2 separate regions of the Homo sapiens genome follow, and region 1 is linked to region 2. Evidence: chromatin loops called from intact Hi-C (ENCODE). Cell type or tissue: Calu3. All regions are shown on one strand. Each heading gives the region's core, and the rest is flanking DNA. Links, peaks and the distances in the headings are about the cores only.

Evidence for each region. Hi-C counts contacts between places; a loop is a spot of excess contacts. Peaks named below come from ENCODE experiments on the same cell type or tissue, not always from the same donor. Only the 100,000 strongest peaks of a DNase experiment are listed, where the experiment ranks them.
Region 1: a loop joins it to region 2, with 5 times the contacts of the local background. A loop is called at or near these places in 1 of 110 quality-filtered maps.

Annotation. Positions count from the first base shown.
Region 1 is chr14:68,086,720-68,092,108 of GRCh38, reverse strand. All of the region lies in intron 7 of RAD51B (RAD51 paralog B), which reads right to left. Among named protein-coding and RNA genes, the nearest start is that of RAD51B, 270 kb to the right of the region's middle. RefSeq lists an enhancer at 5,301-5,389. In Calu3, for the core only: no CTCF peak of the experiment used is centred there; a DNase peak (open chromatin) is centred at 2,728.
Region 2 is chr14:68,162,505-68,167,893 of GRCh38, reverse strand. The region is part of intron 7 of RAD51B (RAD51 paralog B); the gene reads right to left. It overlaps LOC105370546 (a long non-coding RNA gene), which reads left to right and starts at 657. Exons shown (of 4, transcript XR_943976.3): 1 at 657-704; 2 at 829-932. In Calu3, for the core only: no CTCF peak of the experiment used is centred there; a DNase peak (open chromatin) is centred at 3,023.

The DNA of each region.
Region 1 (5,389 bases), core at 322-5,321, 76 kb after region 2:
TACAAAGCTACAGTAACCAAAACAGCATGGTACTGGTGCCATAACAGAGATATAGACCGATGGAACAGAACAGAGCCCTGAGAAATAATGCCACATATCTACAACTATCTGATCTTTGACAAACCTGACAAAAACAAGCAATGGGGAAAGGATTCCCTATTTAATAAATGGTGCTGGGAAAACTGGCTAGCTATATGTAGAAAGCTGAAACTGGATCCCTTCCTTACACCTTATACAAAAATTAATTCAAGATGGATTAAAGACTTACATGTTAGACCTAAAACCATAAAAACCCTAGAAGAAAACCTAGGCAATACCATTCAGGACACAGACATGGGCAAGGACTTCATGTCTAACACACCAAAAGCAATGGCCACAAAAGCCAAAATTGACAAATGGGATCTAATTAAACTAAAGAGCTTCTGCACAGCAAAAGAAACTACCATCAGAGTGAACAGGCAACCCACAGAATGGGAGACAATTTTTGCAATCTACTCATCTGACAAAGGGCTAATATCCACAATCTACAATGAACTCAAACAAATTTACAAGAAAAAAATAACCCCATCAAAAAGTGGGTGAAGGATATGAACAGACACTTCTCAAAAGAAGACATTTATGGAGCCAAAAAACACATGAAAAAATGCTCATCATCATTGGCCATCAGAGAAATACAAATCAAAACCACAATGAGATACCATCTCACACCAGTTAGTATGGCGATCATTAAAAAGTCAGGAAACAACAGGTGCTGGAGAGGATATGGAGAAAAAGGAACACTTTTACACTGTTGGTGGGACTGTAAACTAGTTCAACCATTGTGGAAGTCAGTGTGGTGGTTCCTCAGGGATCTAGAACTAGAAATACCATTTGACCCAGCCATCCCATTACTGGGTATATACCCAAAGGATTATAAAACATGCTGCTATAAAGACACATGCAAACGTATGTTTATTGCGGCACTATTCACAATAGCAAAGACTTGGGACCAACCCAAATGTCCAACAATGATAGACTGGATTAAGAAAATGTGGCACATATACGCCATGGAATACTATGCAGCCATAAAAAATGATGAGTTCATGTCCTTTGTAGGGACATGGATGAAGCTGGAAACCATCATTCTCAGCAAACTATCACAAGGACAAAAAACCAAACACCGCATGTTCTCACTCATAGGTGGGAATTGAACAATGAGAACACATGGACACAGGAAGGGGAACATCACACTCTGGGGACTGTTGTGGGGTGGGGGGAGGGGGGAGGGATAGCATTGGGAGATATACCTAATGCTAAATGACAAGTTAATGGTTGCAGCACACCAACATGGCACATGTATACATATGTAACAAACCTGCACGTTGTGCACATGTACCCTAAAACTTAAAGTATAATAATAATAATAATAATAAATAAATAAATAAAATAAATAAAATCATACAGACCCAGACTATGAACATTTTTTAAAATAAAGAGTCTACCATATACTTTCTGTAAAAAATTAGGGTATGTTTGCAAACCTGAAGTACAAACCAAAAATAACATCACACATTTGCACCTGTACATTATTTTACTATAGAATCAAAGTGAACTTTTCTTAAATAACTGAATATTCTCTACAAACCAAGGCCCTAAGTCTCATACAGTCTTAAAAGTATTACTTAAATGTCATAGCAATATGTTTTGAAACCTAAAGAAATTTAGAACAATCTGTTAAAAGCTAATCTTAACCTGTTACTGTAACTATGATGTAAAAATGAAGGATAAGAGAGTTGGATTTTCTAAAGTTATGCTGGTCATTCAATACCAAAAGATCCCTATTTTTATTTGCCCTGTTGCTTTAAAATAAGTATAGTAATCTGTTCCCAAGAGCTAAAGCACATCAATGCTGGAAGATTAACGAGATACGATGCTCTGAGTACTCCAAGCTCTTGATATAAAGGTCTGATGGACTCTATGTTCATGTCAGTGTCTCACTTTAGTAGAGTTCACATGCACACACATGGCTCTAGGGTGCCTAGGTTTTAAATAAGAAAATAATTTGGCCACTCTGGAAAACCAGAAAAAATAACTTGAATTTTTAATATGTAACTCAGTTTTTTATAGCACTTCTAGTTTCCGCTTACTTTCCTAAACTTTATATATAAATCTAAAATAATATAATTTAGGGCATAAAAGCTCACATATATAAATCTAAAATAATATAATTTAGGGCATAAAAGCCCACATATATAAATCTAAAATGATATCATTTAGGGCATAAAAGCCCACAAATATCTGCTGCCTACATCTCTTACAAGAAACTACTATCTTGAAGTGTAATTTAAATACAAAAGGTCTTTTGCCAAAGTCTGCGTTTTCACACACACATAAACATTTACCTGACACTGAGGCTACCAAAAGAACCACATTTAGAGGAAGGGGGAAAGGGGATGGTGGGAGGGCATGTGCAAAATGCAAATCTGGCACTTGGCATGGTCTCAATTTGAGAGGCCCAGGCAGATTGGGATGTATGGCTTTGTTCCATCAAAAGGTCGTTTGAAGCACAGTATTTTATTTTTATAGTAGGGTATTGAGTTCTGAGGTCTCTGATACACCCCAGGGAACCAGCAAAAGCTAGTCTCAACCCTGTGCCAGCCCCCTGCTGGGTCACTAATGAAGATGGAGAACTGTGAGTGCACCCATATAAAACACAGGAAAAGGCGAAAAAGGACTCCGAGCTGGGTCCGTTCCTTTTATTCCAGAGGAGCAACCTTTTCTGTACTTAGAGACTAATGAGTCATGAACAGGAGAGGGGAACAAATCACACAGTACATTACCAGGAGGGACAACACCGTCAGCCTTTGTGTTCAGTAGCTGGTTCAGTTTTCAGAGCATTTCCCAGCAAGGACCAAAAGCAACTTGAACAAAGGAAACAGCAGTTAGATACTTGAACTGTCTCCATTAATACTCCAGAGAATTGGGTGCTTCAAAGTTGGAGTGACTAATGAGAGTGGGGAGAGGATATAGGTAAGGGGGCCCAGGAAAAAAAAATAATGATGGCTTTATATTAAAAGTTCATGAAAAGCAGAAAATGATGAGAAATTTTTTTTAAACTTGTTTTTCAGAGTTGTTATTTTGAAAGTTCTGTCCTTTCTAAGGACATGAGCTCTGATCCCTCCACAGACTTTTAAACGGAGAACAGAAATGAAGCATAAGAAGGTATTTCATTTTCCATCCTCACCACTTAATTAGGAAGGGCATTTAAGGTGTTCAAAGTTTTAATTGCCTTCTCCTCTACCCCAACCTCCTTCTTCAGTTACGCCCATACAGCAACTGAGCCAAAGCCAGACAGACATCTGAAGCTTCTCTCATGCAGGAAAAAACACCAGCACAATTACCCCAGACACCATTTATTTCTCTCCCCCACTTCCTTCATCCCCCGCCACTCTTTCCATCTCAATCTCCCCCCCACCTCTCTCTCTCTGTCTCTCTCTCTCTCTCTGTCTCACACACACGCGCACACACACACACACACACGATCCCATAACACTGCTAGTACACAGAAAGCTTTTCTGGCATAATTGATAGCAGCAAATGCTGCAACATGAGAAAGTTTCCAATAATCTGAAAGAAAGGAAGAAGATGAAAAAAGAGGGAGAAAAAAATGAGGAGTTATTAGACGAAAGAAAGAGAGGTTGAAACAGCTAACTCTCTCTATTAAAAAAACAAAAACCTGAGACACATTCATGGAAAATGACAGCGATCCAAATTGGTCACGGTAAAAAAGTAAGTAAGTAAATTTGATTTATTTCCATATACCTTAAAAAGTCTAGAATTTTATCTCTTTTCTCTCTATTTACTATGATAGCATGCAGGTCAATAAAAGACGTTTTAGTAGGGCCAGGACTGTAACAAAACCTTTGTCCTTACAAAAACTTATACCAAAGACATCACCAATAATAGCTCTTAGATTCATGGAGAAATGAGATCCTTGATTTTGATCTGGAATTCTAACAATAAATTCTAACAATAAGTGCTCACTTAGGGCCCTAGAGTAGTAAATAATAGTTATTATTTTTATTTAAATAATTATATAATTATATATAATAATATATTATATAATTATATATAATAATATATTATATAATTATATATAATAATAAATTATATAATTATATATAATAATAAATTATATAATTATATATAATATATTATATAATTATATAAATAATATATTATATAATTATATAAATAATATATTATATAATTATATATATAATAATTATATAATTAAATATTTAAAAATATTATTTTTAAGTCAATAAAATAATTATTTTAAGTCAATAAAAATACTATCAGTTCTTATTTATTTAATATCAACAATGTAATGGTACATATACATGACCTTCAATTCTAACCATGATGCACATTAGGCATTACCAGGTAATGTTACAGAGAGTAAATGACTCTGTAACATCCTCACAGGATGTTCAAGGCCCCATAGCTCAATCACCGATGGAGCCAGATTTTTTTTCTGGTTCCACAGCGAACTTTCTTTCCGTTAAACCACAGAAGAAAGTGAGCTGTTGTCAACCCTTTAACATTTGAACAGAATGGTTTTCTAAGCATAATACTATAATAATCCAGAGTTTTCTACAATCAGTAATCCATCATATAGACCAGTCAATCATGATGAATCATAATGGGAATGATATCTTTGCTAATTAAGGTAGACTGGCTAGAGGTACTTTGACAATGGGAAAAGTCTCCAGAGGGTCTCAGAACACCCTGCTACTCTGATTATTAGACTAGAATTAGGCCCCAAACCCAAACTTAATCCATAGGTTCAGGGTCCAATTCTGGTATATGCCAGCTACCCAAAATAAAGAGCATTATCAAATTAATGGAATCTCTGGGGATCAGTGGACCCTAGGGAATCAGAAATAGTATGGGCTGTCACAGGCATCTCTCTCTCTCTTTTTTTTTTTTTTGAGATGGCGTTTCACTCTTGTTGCCCAGGTTGGAGTGCAATGGTGCAATCTTGGCTCACTGCAACCTCCACCACCTGGGTTCCAGTGGTTCTCCTGCCTCAGCCTCCCGAGTAGCTGAGATTACAGGCATGCACCACCACACCCAGCTAATTTTGTATTTTTAGTAGAGATGAGGTTTCATCATGTTGGTCAGGCTGGTCTCGAACTCCTGACCTCAGGTGATCCACCCACCTTGGCCTCCCAAAGTGCTGGGATGACAGTCATGAGCCACCGCGCCTGGCCCCAGGCATCTTTTAATGCCTGCCATTCTGAACTTTCAGGAAACCCCAGAAGTATTATTCCCTCAAGAAGCCCCCAATATTAGAAATTAATCCTAACAGAATATGCCTTTCTCATCACCAATAACATCCCTTGAC
Region 2 (5,389 bases), core at 62-5,061:
ATCTCATAAGCTTGTTTTAAAAATTAAATAAGATAATGTTTATGGGAGGACTTTGTACCTATAAAGTGCTAAAGAGGGCAGGGAGTATAATAAGTAGAATATCAGAACTCTAATAAATGACTTTTCATGGGGAAATGTCAGACTGTCTATGAAATCTTTGGGTAGGTATAGTGGTTACAGGAGTATTCCTGTTGTCCCATCAATCATACCAATTAAGTAAAGACCTCGTCTACCCATCAAATCTTAATCTGAGTACTTTAAAAAGCCATTTCCATGCAACACTGAAAAGGGAGTAGAACTTGAGGAGGAAAATATGGTCATAGAATTTTACTCCACCCACTATCTAATCAATCTACCAAGTGCTACCTCTGTACCAACCACTGAGCTGGACGTTGAAAGGCAAAAATAAACAAGACATAATCTCTCATACAATAAAGCAGGAAGGGAAGGATATACACAAAATACGTGCTATAGGTTTTATAGGAACTATGTAAGAAGTATATACAGGGTATGATGGGATACAAGGAGGGAGTTACAAAAGACTTCACACTGGAATTAGGTTTTAAAATATAAAACAGTGTTGGCAATTAAAGAAGTGGGTGGAGAGAATGTAGAATGTCCAACAACATGGCATGTTTTGGAACCCACAAACTTTCAGTGTGACTAGAACAGAGGTCATAAGAGGATTCAAGACTAGAAACAAGGTAAAGATTATTAAGATTTCAATAACCAATATAAAGAGTGTAAACTTTGTCTTATAGCACACAAGAAACCACTAAATATTTTTAAAATGAGACAGTAATATTCTATGATTTGCATTTTGTAAAGGTTAATCTGGAAATGGTATCGAGAGTAGACTGTAATGAGACCAGACTGGTGGCAGGAAGACAATTGCAGCTGCCCGGTGACAGAAGAGCAAAAGCCGAATTAAGGTAGTAATTGTGGGATGGAGATAAGGGGCATAAAGTATTAAGACAGTTAAATCTACAGATGTTGAGGAAATGGGGTGAGGGTTTTTCAGCTTGAGAGATGGGGTGGATAGATATTCCATTCACAGAGAGAGCAAATTCAGGAACAGAATATTAAGTTTTATGTATGTTGTGCTACAAATCATTACAGGGCATCCAGGTAAAGAAGTTGACTAGTTCCTGGATTAATAAGTCTGGGGATCAGGAAAAATATCTGAGCCTAGAAATACATGTTTGGGAATCCGCAGACTGGTGCTAATGGGAATGATGAATTCAACAGCACTTTTCTTACACTCTCTTCCCTACTACGTTAGTTTAGCCTACTAACCAGGTAAGTATTCTCAAATTATTTAAAATTGAAGACACTTTTGAAGATGAAACTTGATTCACAGCTAAAAATATTTAATTGAAAATTTGGTACAGATAACAAAATAACTCTTTCTGAAAGCCAAACCATCAATTTTTTTACTATACTCTGGGTCTAATTAAAAGAGAAAAAGAGTTAAATTTGGCAAATAATTCTTAAAGGAAAGACTAGTAAATATAATGAAAAAAATTTACTCCAAAGATTTACTATGCTGAACTGTAAAAATAATAATTAGTATTTTGTACCTATTGGTTACAGCACCTTTTATGCTTCGGACTATGAGAACTTTATACTTTCATTAGTTTTCACAACATGCCTGTCAGGTTGGCTAGTGGACTAGGACTTTTTTCTTCATGTATAGCTGGAGAAACTAAAAAAAAAAAAAAAAAAGAGCAGAAATAATGTACCTGGTCTTCCAGTAGGCCATTAAAATGAAGCTGAAAACAGAATACAGATCTCAACTTTTGGTTTACACTCTCTCCCCTATACTATCATCACCATCATTTTCATAACAATCATTGGTAGGTTACCACTGGGTATCGGGCACAATATTCATGGTACTGTGCCAGGCCACCCTCTTACAGCATAAGATATTAATGCCGAGATCATTGTAAAGGGGGAGGTATGAGTAGGGAACTTTCTCTAAAGCCTTTCAGCTATTTCTTTTATGTACTATGCTTACCAAATTAGATGGATTATTATACAGCATGCAAAACTAAAAATAATTTTATAAAGTACTTGCAACTTCGAGTATAAAGCCAATGAGAAAATATATTGTAGTAAAGAGAGTTGTTTTTAATCATTACTAAAAAAGGAAGTTTAATGAGGGAGACAAGAGCTGGCATGAGACTTAGAGCCCTGCACCACCAGGTTACCAGTACAAATCCAGTCCAGTCTTGGACTGACTAGAAGTTACTTTGATAAAATACTGTTTTGTTGGCTAGTGTGAAATAATGAGTCTGTTTCATGCCAGTTCTCACAAGACAAGAATTTACCTCACAAAAATAAATAGTACTTCTGACCCTAATAAAACTCTTTACCCAAGAGGAAAAAAAATGCATATGAATAAAGTGAATTTCTGCCTACCAGCCACTGTCTTCCCCATAAAAGCGGCCCCATTTTCACTGTTCCACCCAAATCAGTAACCTCTAGATGGCCATTATCTCTGTCTGGCAAAGCTTGCATGCCACTATGTAGTCCTATTTTTCTTCTGAGATGAACTATAGAGGTTTCCAGGTTTTTAAACATAATGTTAACTAGTACAAAGTTCCCAACAAGTTACTAATGGGACAAAAGAATAAATTTCATTTTAAAGTGATTTTAAAATCTCCATACAGAAGAACATCTGAAAGTACTTAAGAAATATACTTAAGTCCCTGTTGGTTGAAAGAAAAAAACAACCCTCCGTTTTACTCCATAAAGATTATTGAAAATACCATGCGATTAATGCTATTTATATGGCACTGAGTTCAACTCCAAAGGTAACACTTAACCACACTCTATTTACCAAGTTAATCTACCAGATTTGTTTACTTTGTCTGATTTACTAAGACAAATACGTGAGTGTCTAAAATGTTTTATCTGGCCCTGGGAAAGGAAAACTAAAGGAGTGTTGTGCTTTTATTAATAGATAAGTGCAAACAGGCCCATCCTATCAAATGAACAGCTAGGACCTTTGGCCACTGTTTACTGAAAATAAAATTAGGCTTGGCTGGCAGGTATTTATCAGATCTGAGAATAATTAACTACCCACATCTGGTACATGTTACTGAAAATGCTAGTGGGAACCATTACCTTTGGTAAGGGTTATTTTTCCTGAACAGCTAACATCCCCTCACAAACTATTGGAATGCACTCCCAAACACACTCAGAGCAACACCAAAAGCAGTTCCAAAGCTGTTTTCCCACTTCAACCCAACAGAAAAACAGTTTTAGAAATCTAAAAGAAATCACCAAAACATGGCTGGTTCCCACCACACTCCACAATGCTCACCAAGGGGATCACTAGCCCCAGAAAGCCCGCGGAGCTTTGCAAACACACAAGGGTCATTTTAACTTAACAATAACATTTTGCACTTTAAATCTTGTTTGTTTTTTAAGGACTTCAGGGAACTTCACCAATGTAGTATAAAATAAGTATAGTTTTCACAATTCAAAAGGAGAGCCTATGAGCCCACAGCTCCCATTATTAGACAGTTGAAAAGGCAATAATCAAATTCACGTACACTGTGCCTAGTTCATTTCTCTTCCATCCTAACAATTTCATTACCAGGTGATAGTCTTCATGATTTTATTAAAGGAAAGGAAATGCTCTAAGGCATTTATATAAATAAGGAATGCAAAGTAAATTGTTTTATATCATAGAAGTAAGAGACAGGAAATTTAAGGGCTCTGTAATTACTTTCCTGTGAAATTCTAAATAAGTCACTTGTTTAGTCAAGTGACCTGTCATCTCTGCTCTGTAAAATTGGGAATACCAAGCCCTATCACAAAGCAGTAAAGAGGAATAAACTGCTGATGGCACCAGGAAAATGTTTGTAAACAGATAAGAAATTTCAAATCTTCAAGAACATTTCTTCTCAAGAAAAATAGGACCATATTAATAATATATTAATTAACCCAGCACCATTTATTACAGTATTTTTTCAACTTTTTCATAAATAAATATTACTGTCCTTCCTAATGTGACAAAGGAACTTGCATTCTAACGAGTAAGAACTTGGGTGATTTGAAGATCAGAAACTGCCTTATTTCCAGGGAAACTGCAAATTGAATTCTATTAACAATGAATAGGTGACCTGTCTGTACACACATGCCTTACTAAAATATGCTAGGTGGGTGGCCATTAGGCACCTTAGTAGATGAGGATATGAATTAAGAAACAAGTGAGTCTAAGGATACAGAGCCAGTAAATAGGACTTGGGAAACAGAAGAAGGCAGGCGTTATAGCCAAGGAGGAAATTTAATATGGGAGCGGAAAGAGAGGCCAAAGAAAAATAGAAGAAATAGAAAAAGCAATGAGTATTCCTGAGATTAGGTAAAGAAGTGAGGCCAAAAAAATGGGCACGACAGGCATGAGCTGAAGGACCATCGGGGGATAGGAGAGATGGGAAGAAAGTCATCCATGTGAGATATCAAAGCAAGTCAGAATTATTCAGTTGAAATCAGAGGAATGTTCATTGATCTGGGTTGGGTCTGATAAGGTTAAAAAGAACCAGAGAAAGGAATGGACTTGTAATTCCATGCTGCATACAGTCATGAGAATTTGGAAAACAAGAAGAATTATTTGTATAAAACTGGCAAAACGAGAAAATGCTAAGCCTCAAATCTTCCGACTCCAACAATAAATTTGACTTGCTGGATTGTAAAAGATTTCTTATATGAAATCCATCTGTAGTATCACTCTACTCATTCAGCTCTTCTACTAGAATATTATCTGTGGTTTGACTACAGAAGCACAGCTTTCCCTGGATTCATTCAGATATGCACAATTCAGAAACGACTTGCAAGTCTCAAGGAGTCAGACAGTATAAACTATTTTCATGTCATTTAACAAGAAGGTTGATTTCTCTGAAGTGTCAAACCCAATAACTGCAGCTATAATACATTTAACGCATTCTTCTGCTTTCATTATTCTTTCACAAAGCACATGCTTACAGGAAGAAAATTTCTGTATGCTTTTTAGTACATTAAATCCCTTATTATCATCCAAAGTTTTAGAAATGCTTTGGCTCAGTTTTGTTTGTTTGTTTGTTTTGTTTTGTTTTGTTTTTTGAGACGGATTCTCGCTCTGTCATCCAGGCTGGAGTGCAGTGGCACAATCTTGGCTCACTGCAACCTCTGCCTCCTGGGTTCACACCATTCTCCTGCCTCAGCCTCCCGAGTAGCTGGGACTACAGGCGCCCGCCACCACACCCGGCTAATTTTTTGTATTTTTAGTCAAGACGGGGTTTCACCGTGTTAGCTAGGATGGTCTCGATCTCCTGACCTCATGATTCGCCTGCCTCCGCCTCCCAAAGTGCTAGTATTACTGGCGTGAGCCACTACGCCCGGC